Linked DNA regions of Mus musculus: regions 2 and 3 are each linked to region 1. The links are chromatin contacts, found by Hi-C or POLR2A ChIA-PET in ENCODE. All regions are on one chromosome and are shown on one strand. Each heading gives the region's core, a stretch centred on a gene start or an enhancer-like site at or near the end of the contact. The rest is flanking DNA. Distances are from core to core; before and after follow the strand shown. Region 1 holds the start of Utp11 (UTP11 small subunit processome component). Region 2 holds the start of Pou3f1 (POU domain, class 3, transcription factor 1). Region 3 holds the start of Inpp5b (inositol polyphosphate-5-phosphatase B).

Evidence for each region. A loop is a pair of places that touch in the nucleus more often than their neighbours do. ChIA-PET counts read pairs that join two places held with the same protein, here RNA polymerase II (POLR2A).
Region 2: POLR2A ChIA-PET joins it to region 1 with 10 read pairs in Patski. The contact joins the promoter of Pou3f1 here to the promoter of Utp11 in region 1. POLR2A ChIA-PET finds 5 or more read pairs at or near these places in 3 of 5 experiments (Patski and embryonic stem cell).
Region 3: a loop to region 1 is called in a map of heart, with 5 times the contacts of the local background. The contact joins the promoter of Inpp5b here to the promoter of Utp11 in region 1. A Hi-C loop is called at or near these places in 3 of 37 maps with a recorded cell type or tissue (T-helper 17 cell, heart and regulatory T cell). POLR2A ChIA-PET finds 5 or more read pairs at or near these places in 3 of 5 experiments (Patski and embryonic stem cell).

What each region holds. Positions count from the first base shown.
Region 1 is chr4:124,692,136-124,696,153 of GRCm38, reverse strand. It overlaps Utp11 (UTP11 small subunit processome component), which reads left to right and starts at 2,600. Exons shown (of 8, transcript NM_026031.3): 1 at 2,600-2,714. The coding sequence starts at 2,652. It also overlaps a transcript of Fhl3 not described here.
Region 2 is chr4:124,655,004-124,659,171 of GRCm38, reverse strand. It overlaps Pou3f1 (POU domain, class 3, transcription factor 1), which reads right to left and starts at 1,526. Exons shown (of 1, transcript NM_011141.2): 1 at 1-1,526. The coding sequence starts at 1,465. The coding sequence ends at 116. It overlaps Gm2164 (predicted gene 2164), which reads left to right and starts at 1,685. Exons shown (of 11, transcript NR_168006.1): 1 at 1,685-2,332.
Region 3 is chr4:124,739,305-124,743,481 of GRCm38, reverse strand. Inpp5b (inositol polyphosphate-5-phosphatase B) reads right to left here and starts at 1,632. Exons shown (of 24, transcript NM_008385.4): 1 at 1,566-1,632; 2 at 892-1,018; 3 at 452-546. The coding sequence starts at 948. It overlaps Gm12915 (predicted gene 12915), which reads left to right. Exons shown (of 4, transcript NR_151694.1): 3 at 1,561-1,708. It overlaps Gm32117 (a long non-coding RNA gene), which reads right to left. Exons shown (of 2, transcript XR_376640.4): 2 at 3,377-4,177.

The sequences.
Region 1 (4,018 bases), core at 1,351-3,850:
GGAGACCGACCGGCTTCAATGAAGGGGGAGGGGGCGATGCTGGTTCCCTCCCATCCAGGAGCTCCCGACGCACACTTCCCTACCTCAAACTCAAGAAGCCCCATCTCAGTCGGTCTTCTTACTTTGCAAGAGTTTTCAAAGGACTGCGCTGGGTCTCTTCTGCCAAGCGGCTCATGGCTTCCTCTGGGTGCTGAATCATTCTCTGGTGCCTGCAACCACAAGACCTCCTTCCTCCTAGTGAGAAAATACCCTTTCTTCCCCGGCTTTATTGCTCACTCTTAACGTTGCAATGTGCAGAGCCCTCGCAAGCCTCGAGCTTAGTAAATACTCTCTTTCAAATCTCTAGAAACGTTCTTTGTGCTCTCAAGCCCACGAGGGTGTAACAGAGGGAAAAAATGAGTGACAGGCGGAGCATGGCAGGGAAGCAGAGAGCGCACATGGCTAAAAGCTGTGTGTGTCCCGTGTGTGGTCGTTATCACCCATTTTTTTAGTCTTGAAAAAAAAAAACATACGAACTGGTTTACAAAGATGTTTACGATGTGGCCCTAATGCCAAGCTAATAGGTGGTAGTTGTACAATGCCAATCTAGGGTTATCTCTAGAGTCCCCCACCTCCAGGGTACAACGATGGCTTCCCCAGATGCAGCTGGTCACTAATACTTCTTCAGGGGACAAGGCAGGAGTGGATACAGCTACCATCCGGTCATTCTATCAGATAGCTAAGCTTCTTGAGATGTGGCTAGGAAGGTAGTACCAGACTAGATGATGAAGTAGCTTGTTTCCAAGGATGACAAACCAAACAGAGTTTTCCCTCACACATGTGGACCTAACTGGGCAAAAAAAGATCAAGTGTAGAGGCAGGAAAGAGACTTTTTGTACTGTGACCTTTTTCATATCCACTTGTCCCCTGGACTCTCTGAAGAGGGCTTCCATGTGTTCTTCAGTAGGAGAGACTTTACCAGGGTCAGGTAAAATGGATGCAATTAAAGAGTCTGGAAGCCTGTGTCGTGGTACATGTCTTTAATCCCAGCACTTGGCAAGTGGATGTCTGTGAATTCGAGGCCAGCCTGGTCTACATTGTGACTTCTAGGACAGCTAGGACTACATTGTGACATCCTGTCTCAATAAAACAAAAACAACAAGGAGCTGGCTGAAGATTAGTCTCCCATAGTGGAAAAGATTCCAAATGCCAACAGATGAAAACATACGGGGGTGGGGTGGGGGTGGGGGTGGAGGGTGGCAGGCATGGGGGGGGGGAGAGCACAAACAAACCCAAACATTGCTGTGATGCTTGGCTGGGTCCAACTCTCTCTTGTGCTACTTAAAGGTAGCTTTAGTGGTGACAAAAATAACAGGATGGCTGGGCACACTGTCACACACTTGTAATCCCAGCTCTTTGCAGACGCAAGAGATCACTGTGAATCTGAGGCCAGCTTGATCTATGAGTGTCAGTGCAGCCAGGCCTACATAGCTAGACACTGCCTCAAAACATCAAACCTAATCAGACTAAGTCAACCCCAATAAAACAAACTAACAAAACAAAACAAAACAAAAACAGAAACAAATCAATTTTATTGTGAACCTGCTAACAAGTAAACCCAACATTAAGCACTGAAAACATATGTCTTTTAAACCTCAAAATCCTGAGGGTATAGTATTATTTTATTATTTTACAACTAGATGTGGATACCAAGCCTCAGCAAAACTAACTTTCCTTGGTTAAGAGCAGAGCTGGCACCAGAACACTCCCTCCACAGTTCGCGGCTCTCTATCCATCACATTAACTACCTTATGTTAAGTCGGCCAGCTAGACGCACAACTTTGATGGCTGTGAAGGACTCGGAACTTTATTGCTATTAGATGATTCTTTTCTACTCTGCTTATAGATACAGTTCTGCCACTCAGAGCCCTTGATACTCCTATGAGCAAGACCAGTCTGCTATTATTATGTTCGTTTTATGGGTGAGAAAAATGATGCTCTTTAAAGTCAAGCAATCAGCTCAGAGCCACGCAGCCAGAAGTCAGCTGAGGAGCCAAATATGGTTTTAAAGTACTCTTTCTAGTATACTGTAAGATTCACATTATTTCTAGTTTTTGGTTTGTTTGTTTTTGTTTTGTTTTTAGACTGCGATTTATTTTACTATGTAGCCCTGGCTGGCCTGGCAATCACTATGTAAGACCAGGTTAGCCTTGAACTTACAGAAAATTGCCAGCTTCTACCTCCAGAGAGCTGGGGTTAAAGGTGTGAGCCACGTTCTAGTTCTACTTAGAATCTTAACCCACACCAAGTCTCAGGTGACAGCACATGCGCACACGCAAGCCGAGCGTAGCCAGAGAGCAGTGCCAGCCATGTGTTCCCAGATGCCAACGTGCGGCCTGGAGCGAAGTCTAGGTCTCTGGACCAGTGGACGTTCTCTGCGAACCGAGAGCTGTGAAAGAATCCCAAGACTCTAGCTTTGGAAACTACATCTCCCAGAACCCTCCGATTCAGGCCGCTTGAGAGGGGCTGTATTTCCGGTAAAGCAGGCTTCTGATAGGCTGCATTGCAAGCCGCGTCTTGGGCCTGCTTCCGGTGTCTTGGCGGACGCGGCGGGGTGGGTAGTGCTGTCGTGGTGGTGGAGTTTGCTGAGCATTTCCTAGACCTCAGTAGGCATGTCGGCGGCTTTTCGCAAGGCAGCCAAGACCCGGCAGCGGGAACACCGAGAACGAAGCCAGGTAGGCCCTCGCAAGCCTCAGGGGCGCCTGCAGTGGCCCCCGCCCCCTCGCTGTCCCTGCATCCGGATACGGGACAGCGCATCTGCCTTCAGTCAATACCCAACACATGGGGCCTGACCCCAGCGTGCCTTGTCGGGGAGACCCAGGGACAGGGTAGGAGGATTGTCATTCTCTACGGTAGAGGGTCAGTGGGTAATTGAGTGAGGCAGGGTGTGCTAGAGGCCTTTCCCTGGGAACTTGAGACCAAAGTCAAAGGAATGTAACCGAGTGACCAGCGACAGTAGGCGCCTCACAACCGACGCATGCCCGGGTGTTCCTAAACTGGGCCCAACTTTTGGCATGGGATTTGCGGTTCGTGTAGATCTGTCATATGCTTCCCCCTAAAATCGTGGCACTTTCCTTATCCCTTCTGGAGAATGTCTTGACCATTTACAAACTTTGCTGGACCTCATAGCCCAGGTCTATAATGGCATCTACCCAAGAGGCCAAGGCAGAAGGATCCCAAAATCGGGGCCTGTCTGGGTCACTTAGACCTGACTCAAAAATCTAAAAAAATTCTAGACATAGGCCTCAATGGTGAACTGCTTGCCTAGCAAGTAAGGGCAGTAGGCGTAGTCCTTGGTAAGAAGAAAAAAAGGAGGGAAGTGGGGAGTTCCCCCACTTAATTTAGTTAGAATAAATAGGTGTGGATTTACTCAGGAGAATGTGTTAGGGTTTGGATATGCAATACAAATAAAGATGTATGCAGAATCACTTTATCCACTTTGCCATTCTCAGAAATTACATCATAACTGGTTCAAACAAGCTTTTAACAAGCCTTGGAGAGAGGGCTTAGCCGTTAAGAGTACTCGGCTGCTCTCTCAGAGTTCAAATCCTAGCACTCACATTGTGGGTTCACAAATAGCTTTAACTCCACTCTAGGAATTCCACCACCCCCTCTGGCCTCCATAGGCCCTGCACTCACATTCATTCATATTCTTTATCTCTCTCTCTCTCACACACACACTAACTTTTTTTTTTTTTTTTTTGGTTTTTCGAGACAGGGTTTCTCTGTATAGCCCTGGCTGTCCTGGAACTCACTTTGTAGACCAGGCTGGCCTCGAACTCAGAAATCCGCCTGTCTCTGCCTCCCAAGTGCTGGGATTAAAGGTGTGCGCCGCCACCACTGCCCGGCCACACTAACATTTTTTAAATTAAAAGATTACTGAGTGTGAGTGTGTGAGCGGGTGTTTGTGGGAGCACATCCTGGGCCAGGGTTGTGATTTGTCCGACATCCTGACGTGGGTGCTGGGATCTGGAAGAGG
Region 2 (4,168 bases), core at 277-2,776, 36 kb after region 1:
TCCTTTTTGTAAAATCCAAAGCAAAACCGAATAAACAACAAAAAGAGTCCAGGCCGCGCGCGCTAACTGCGCGCCGGAGGCACCGCTGCGCCGGCGGGGAACCCAGTCCGCAGGGTCACTGCACAGAGCCGGGCAGTGTGTGGTGGTGGTGGTGGTGCAGCGCGGCCGGCGGGGGTGGCGGGGGCGCAGAAGGTGGCGACGCGCTGCCCCCGCCAGGCCCCAGCTCCCCAGGCGCATAAACGTCGTCCATGGGCGGGTGGCCCGCGCCGGCCGCGGGGGTCATGCGCTTCTCCTTCTGCCGCCGGTTGCAGAACCAGACACGCACCACCTCCTTCTCCAGTTGCAGGCTGTCGGCCAGGCCGGTGATCTCGTGCGCAGACGGCTTGGGACACTTGAGAAAGTGGCTCTCGAGCGCGCCTTTGACACCCACCTCGATGGACGTGCGCTTCTTGCGCTTGCGGCCCTGCGCCGCGATCTTGTCCAGGTTGGTGGGGCTGCCGCTGGACGAGTCGGTCTCCTCCAGCCACTTGTTGAGCAGCGGCTTGAGCTTGCACATGTTCTTGAAGCTCAGCTGCAGGGCCTCGAAACGGCAGATGGTGGTCTGCGAGAACACGTTACCGTAGAGGGTGCCCAGCGCCAGTCCCACGTCGGCCTGGGTGAAGCCCAGCTTGATGCGTCGTTGCTTGAACTGCTTGGCGAACTGCTCCAGGTCGTCGGAGCTGGGAGCATCCTCGTCCGAGTGCTCGCCCACCGACGAGCCACCACCGCCCGCGCCCGGGTGCAGGTGCGCCGCCGCCGCGTGCAGGCCGCCCGCGTGTGCATGTCCGTGTGCGTGTCCGTGTGCGCCCAGGTGCGGTGGTGGCGACGGCTCCAGCTGTGCCTCGTGGCCGTCCTCGTGCAGTGCGTGGTGCAGGCCGGGTCCCGCGCCGCCGCCTCCCGCCGCCAGCATCCCGGCCAGGCCGCCGCCGCCGCCACCGGGGTAGGCCGCCTGAGCGTACAGCCCGAGCGGCTGGGGCTGGTGACCCCCGCCGGCCCCGGGCGACGGCGACATGGCGGGGCCCAAGTGGTGCGCTGTGCCGCCTTGTGCCCATGCCGCGCCCGCGTGGGCCGCCCCTTGGTGCACCAGGCGGGCGTGGAAACCGCCGCCACCGCCGCCGTCGTCAGCTCGGCCGGTACCGCCACCGCCTGCCTTGCCGTGTTCCAGGTGCGGGCCGCCCGCCCAGTCGCCGCCGCCGCCTCCTCCCGTGGGTAGCCATTGAGGGTGCGCTAGGCCCACGGGGTGGCCCGCGCCCGCGCCCAGCCACTCGTGGTGCATCAGCTTCTGCACTTCGCGGTACGCGGCCCCCGCGTGCAGCCGCTCGGCCGCCGCTGCCGCCGCCGCGGCGGCATCGGGATGCATGAGCGGCCCTGTGCCCCCAGCTCCGCCGCCGGGGCCCCGCGGCAGATACTGCGCGGTGGTGGCCATGCCGCCCCGCGCCCTGCGCCGCCCCGCCGCCGCCGCCGCCTCGCTCCGTCTGCGGGCCCCGCCGCCGCGCTCCGCCGGCTTAAAGCCCGGACCCGCTGGGCGCTCCGGAGCCCCACCCCGCCCGCCGCCCATTGGCTGCCCGCGGAGCCGCCTCCCGCCTCCCGGCCCCGGCCTCCTCCCCCCGTGCCCGCCCGCCGCCGGGGCCTGCAACCCGGAGCTCGCTATTGGGTCTCGCTCCCGGGGTCCCGCGCGCCGGCAGTGCTGATTGGCCGCTGGGGCTTCATTCATGACCCCCACCACCACCGCCCGCGTACACATTCACGCCCCGGGGGCGCGGCCGCCACGTGGGGAGTGGCGCGGGGGTGGCACTGGGACCGCACCCCCTCCGGTCCCGGCTGCGTGGGCCCCGCTCTCACCGCAGCGCGGGAGACTCGGAGCCCGGTCGGTCCCCACGTTCCACACAAGCTCAATTTCCGCCTGCATCCCACTGGGGCGGGCGGGGGATTGCGGGCTCCGGGAGGCGCTCGGGTTCCGAGCAGAGACTCAGCCCCGCACTCTTCCCTGCGCTGCGCCTCTGCCTGCGGGCCAGGATCCCGCGAGTCTGGGCTGCAGCGAGAGCGAAGCTGCGTGGCTTCCCGGCTCGGTACCGCGCGGCTGCTAACCTCCGGGGCCTCGCCTCCTGCGGCTGCCAGGTCGCATCGCGTTCTCCCAAGGTCTTGGTTTTCCCTCTACTCCCTCTAGACTCAGCGCCACAACTAGCTGGACCTCTGCAGTCCTGAAAGTGCAGCAGGCACGGACAGATTCGGATCGGCTTGGGCTTCACGCCTCTCGCCGGCTCGCCTTCCTTTCCCTGGGCACCGAGGCCAGGTGAGTACCGCGTGGGCAGTGCTGAGCCAGGACAGTGAGCCGCTGAGCCTGTACGCGGAGATGCAAGCTCCAGGAACCAGTTGGGCTCCAGGGTTCTGGAATGAGAGAACCTCGGGGTGGAGACTGGTTCCAGAGAAAGCGCCACCAGTGGGTGGGGAATGGACACTGGGCCCTGTCCTGCGCTGCTGTAGCCTTTTCGTGTTGTTTTCCTCCCAGCTGGAACCGGTGGTCTGTCGGCAGCGCTGGTTGTGCTGGGGTTATGCCGCCCGGAAACTTGCAGAATAGGATTTGTGGACTGACTTAGGGAAGGACAGTTGGGCACCTCGGAAATCCAATGTGCAGGCTGGCAGCTGGCAGCTGGCAGCTGTCTAGCCTCCCGTGGAGTCAACTCGGACTTGTCTGATAGGGAATTGAGTTCGAGGTGTCCTTGTTGGAGAAGTGGACAGTGGGATGCGGCCAACTTCTTCATCCCTGTCCTTGTTTTGTGTCTCTCCTAAGGATCCTGAGTGGAGGGGGCCTCAGTTGGAGCTGGTGTGTGCTTCCTCAGTCTGCATGCCTCCGTACTTCTGCCTATTCCTCTGCTGGGCTTCTGTACACTGCTAGACCTTCTTCTGCTTCAAAGTGATTCAAAGATTTCTGGGTGCCGAGCTGGGGACCTAGCTAGGACCTCACTGGACAGGAATCTACTCAGGACTGTAGAATGAAGCCTATGTATTTGAAGACGAGAGAGAGAGAGAGAGAGAGAGAGAGAGAGAGAGAGAGAGAGAGAGAGAGACAGAGACAGACAAGGGCTCTAAAGGCAGCTGCTGTGGAGATCATCTAAGAGTGGCTGCGACAGAGTTGACAGTGACAAGAGTTACCCTGTCCTCTGAGCCCTGAATGTCCCAAGTTAAGCACCTGCTAATGGAAGAAGAGGCCAGGGTTGTCTGACTATTTGCCATAGTCCTGAACAGGCATTTTCTACCTGCTGGAGTTATGATGGGTTCCTGTATCTGAACCCAGGTAGGGATGCTGGGTTTTCCTGGATCTTGGCCCAGGAAGCAGTCACCCTGAGGCAGCCCAAGTTCTCTTGGTCCATGAACCTGGCTAAGCTTTCTCCCAGCCCTAAGTGTAGGACCAAGGCTTGAATTCTTACAGCGGAAGTCTCTCAGTCTCTCATGCCAGTCCTAACCAGGCCTGTATTACTCTGAAGATTGGGCTCAAACTGGAACTTCCTCTTGTTTTTCAGTTAAAGTACTCTAAATTTGGTTTTCCTTTTTGTAAATTGGGACTGACCATGGCTTACATTGTATCCCTGTCTCCCTAAGGTGAACAGGGAATGGTATGAGATAGAGGGAGTGCCCCCCTCCCCACACAAAGGGCTTTTATTTGCGCTTTTCTGTTGTTGCAGTTTGCTAGGTGGGCAACTAACTTTCCTCAGTGGGCTGTGCGGTTTGGACCAATTTACTTTTTTTCCTCTTCCAAGTTTGACAGTCTGAGAGTCTATACATCTACCCTGATCCTGCTGGAAGATGGGAAATGTCTGGACAGCAGCAGACAGGTTACGCTGTACAGATTTGAGGTTACCACTCAAAGAACAGTGAGGCATGGTGCTGTTCTGTCCATCATTTGGCTTGTGCCTTAACTCCTGGAGGAGCTAATGACATCATCCTCATAGGATGCAGCAGGGCTAGTCTTACTCATGCCGGTCTGCTCCCCCCCACCCCCATTGCTGTAGTTTGCAAGAAGTGGCAGTTTTGGCCTTCAGGGTAAAGATGGCCTACAGTCTTATCTCTGGCCATGCTTGTGAGCAGGTCAGGACTGCCTGGAAGCTGTGTTCCCTGGTCCGTGCTGAGC
Region 3 (4,177 bases), core at 383-2,882, 48 kb before region 1:
ATCTCTTCAACCCCATCCCTTCCCTTTTTGAGGTAGGGTCTCACTCTGTAGCCTAGGCTGTGCTTAGAATGTAGCCCAGGATGGCCTGGAATTTGTGACAGTCCTGCCTCAGCTTCCTGGTGCATGTGCTCGCTCGTTCCCAGTTCAACCCTCTGTACTTTACTCTGGGTAAATGGAGCTATGAAGAACAATTTGCATAGGATTGCAGCATCCGGATTTAAACTCGGGCACTCACACAAACTCAAAATCTGGCCAAGTTTGATATAACTGCCTCTCCTCTAAAAGCTTCCACATCACATCTTGCTGATTATTAAAGGCTTAGAACACGGTGTTCCAGAACACTATCATTGTGTTAATTAGTCTAGGAGACTCAGACAGAATGACTGAAGTCCAGCTGGAGGATACTGAAGAACCACCCATGGCCCACACAGGCAGTCTGAGCCCTACTTACGCATGCTCCTGGGCGTCATTTTCCAGCCGGTACCTCACCAGCCCGAGCAGGCGGCTCTGCCGGCTATCTCCCTTACACAGCACACCTTGGACTGCCTGCTGCTCAGAGTGAAGGGAAACTGAAAGCCAAAGGGCGAAACTCCCCATCCGGCCCACTCCACCACGCTGCCTTTCCCTCTCCCACTGGCAAACGACTTCACCTCTCTGAGTTTTCCTCATCTGCAAAATGGGTATAATAGTCTCCAACTTTGCAGCTGGTTGAGAAAATAGCTACCTATGTAAAGCACCTGGTAGAGAGACCAGAGCCAAGTGAATACTTGGTAAATATTGGTTTACCTTTTCCCATATGGCTTCGAGAGAAATTTTTCCACACCCTCCATCCCACCTCCCAAGGCTGAAGCAGGCACGATCTGGATGGCAACCTACAACTGGGAAGGATATGATGACGCAGTATTCCCCCTCAACCAGGGTCTCCTGGATTGCCACAGACTGGTCCATGCTGAGCTGTCAAACCCTGGGGTAGGGCAGGTGGGAACCTCCCATTCCGTATTAGAGCTGCTTCGGGGGGCTGTGGGGATGAAGAAAGGGGCCTTTGTGGAGGGAAAAGAGAGAGCCTGGTCATCTCTCTTCTCCTTCTGGCCTTCCCCGTCTTTCCTACAATGGGTCTCTCAACGTTTCCAGAAAATGGGTTTCTACCCCTTTGCCCCTTGCTCGGTGTCGCCCCAGATGTTCCCAGTGGAGTTCAGTATGCTCTCTGGTCTCCTTGCTTCTGGGTACAGCTCTGATGCCCTCTTCAGGGAGCAGTTGTGGTCCATCTGGCTCTTCTCTGGGAAAGGTTGGTGGTGTGTCCAAATAGGGGTAGGGAGACAGCCTTCGCCTCAGTCTCAGCTAGGAGGGTCTTATTCTGGAGAAATAACCCAGCCCCGCTGCTCTTTCCTCGGAGCCTGTGGGTGTCCCGTTGCTCCTTGCCCCTCACCCCACCCAACAGGCCCCGTTGCATCAGCAGCAGGTTAGGAGTGTCCATTCTGGCACCCACAGGACAAGGGCCCCAGCAACCAGCTTGCAAGCCCCCTCCCACTCTGCACTTATTTCAGATCCTTGTCATTGCAGCCTACCTCCCGAGCTGTCACCGGTGGGCCTGCAGGACACCTCCGTTCCAGGGCAGATTAAGGACTACATTTCCCAGCGGCCCTGGCGTCACAGGACGGACAGCCAGCCTGCAAGTCCCAGCATGCCCGAGTCGGACATGGACGAGTAGGTGGGTCTCCCCGCCCTTACTCTATTTAAAAATCTAGAATCTACAGTCTGTATTCAAGCATACTCGGGCGTCCCAGTTCTGGAAAGCCTGCGTGAGGAACGCCTTTCTCAGCCCACTAAATCAAAGGGCCAAGGCCCATGTCCAAGGCAGAAGGAAGTGGTCATGTTACCCTAACGGAAAAAATGATGTTAACTTTTATTTTCAAGTTAAGTCCATCCTCAACTCTTCACATGCAGAAAGGGACAGCTTTCTATTATTCTGAAACACTTCCAGATAACTACCGTGCCCTGGCTTCATGTATGTCACCTTCTCCACTTGCCAGGTGGAGAAACGGAGGAACAGAGAGACAAAACTGTTTGACAAAGTCCGTAGCCAATAAGTGCTGGGTGCCCAGAGGGAAGTCCAACTCCAATTCCTGTGTCATTTTCCCGTCTAGGAACTGCTAAATGTTCTTAAGACCTATCTAGCTTTTCTGTCAATGGAACTTGAAATGTGTGGCATCTTTATCTGTGACACAGTAATGACAACCACCAGGCAGCGCGGAGGACTCTTCTTAACAGCGGAGGACGATGTGGCCCTCTTGGCTCTTTATTTCTTTAAAGATCTGTTAGTTTTTAATTTTTTGTGTGTATGTGTGTGTGCTTGCATGAATTTATGTGCACCGTGTGTGTGTGTGTGTGTGTGTGTGTGTGTGTGTGTGTGTGTGTGTGCACGCTCACCTAAGAAGGCCAGAGGTCATCAGATCCTCGGGGCTGGTGACAGGAGGCTGTGAGACACCTGATGTGTGTGGTGGGAACTGGGTCCCAAGAAAGAGCAATATGTTCTCTTAACTAAGGAGACATCTCACCGCAATGCCCAGATAGACAGCCCTGAGCAGGTTTTGTCCTCAAGCCCCTTAGCCACATTCTATTGGCCATTTACCCTGACAGGAACTATTCTCTTCCAGACTCCATTGTTCCCTTCTAGGTAAAGACTATATATAGCTAAACCGGGGATGGTGGCACACTCCTTTAATCCCAGCACTCGGGAGGCAGAGGCAGGCGGATTTCTGAGTTCGAGGCCAGCCTGGTCTACAAAGTGAGTTCCAGGACAGCCAGGGCTATACAGAGAAACCCTGTCTCGGAAAAAAAAAAAAAAAAAAAAAAAAAAAAAGACTATATATAACTCAAGACAGGACAAAAGAAGCTAGCTCAGACGAGAGAGTCTAGAATGGTTGGTTTTTTCTCAACTGCTGACTATTTCGGTAAGCTGGATCCCTGAGGACTGGGCTGAATCTTGCCCTTACACTCCTGTGCAGTTTCTGGTATAGTGGCTCTGAGACTTTCATTTATTTATTTTGAGCAGTCCTGAGGATGGAGCCTAGGAACCGGAACCCAGGGCCTCACAGCTGCCAAGCAAACACTCCATGACTGAGCCACATCTCCATCTCAGAACATGTTCACCCCAATTAGTTAGCTTTACTGATTTAAGATTGCTTCTCGCCGGGCGTGGTGGTGCACGCCTTTAATCCCAGCACTCGGAAGGCAGAGGCAGGTGGATTTCTGAGTTCGAGGCCAGCCTGGTCTACAAAGTGAGTTCCAGGACAGCCAAGGCTATACAGAGAAACCCTGTCTCGAAAAATCAAAAAAAAAAAAAAAAAAAAAAAAAAAGCAAGCAGTTGGGCCAGTGTTGCAGAATGGATGGCCACTGTAACTTTTTATTGCTGTTGTTTTGAGATAGGGACTCACTAGTTAGCCCAGGCTGGCCCAAAATGTGCCTCAAACTCATAGTGATTTTTACCTCTAAACTGTCTCATTGACCCCACACCCACCCCTGTAACCTTTAACCTGCCCCCCTCCTTTTTGTTTTGAATTGAACTCTGATAACCAGTTCAACCTGCATGTTGCAAACTCCTCCCAGACTCTTCCTGGTTGTCTCTTTCTAGAAACATCCACAGCACAACTGGAGTTCAAGTTGATTGGGCTGCAGTTTTGAAGTCAAATGGGGGATGAGGGGAAAGGGCACTAGTTAGAGATCAAGGCACTGAAGGTCACTGAAGGAAGGCAGGAAAACCCCTTAAAGCTGATCGTTAGAGAGGAGGGGCTGGGGAGATGGAATGGGCGAGGCTAGGCGGTCTTTACAGACCGAACTATCCCTGCAGGATTTGGGGGGGTGTCTTCCCAAAATGTAGGTCAGACAAGTATATCCTCCCCACCCCCAAAAGTCTAAGCCTCCTCTTGGGATTGGGGACAAGGACCCATGTTCAAGGCCCAGACCCTGTGAGTGGGGAAGGGGGAACCTGGACTTGGTAAGTCATGCTCTCTAAAGACACAGCTCCAGGGTTTGGAGCAGGGAGATGTGAAGGCTTGCAGTGTCCACAAATTCTTTTCAGATGTCACTCTCTGATAACTGCTGAGCCCAGGTAGTGGACCAGGGACAGGAACAGAGCAAAGGGAGGAGCGTCTGTAGCTACACTGGGGATCCAGGGCA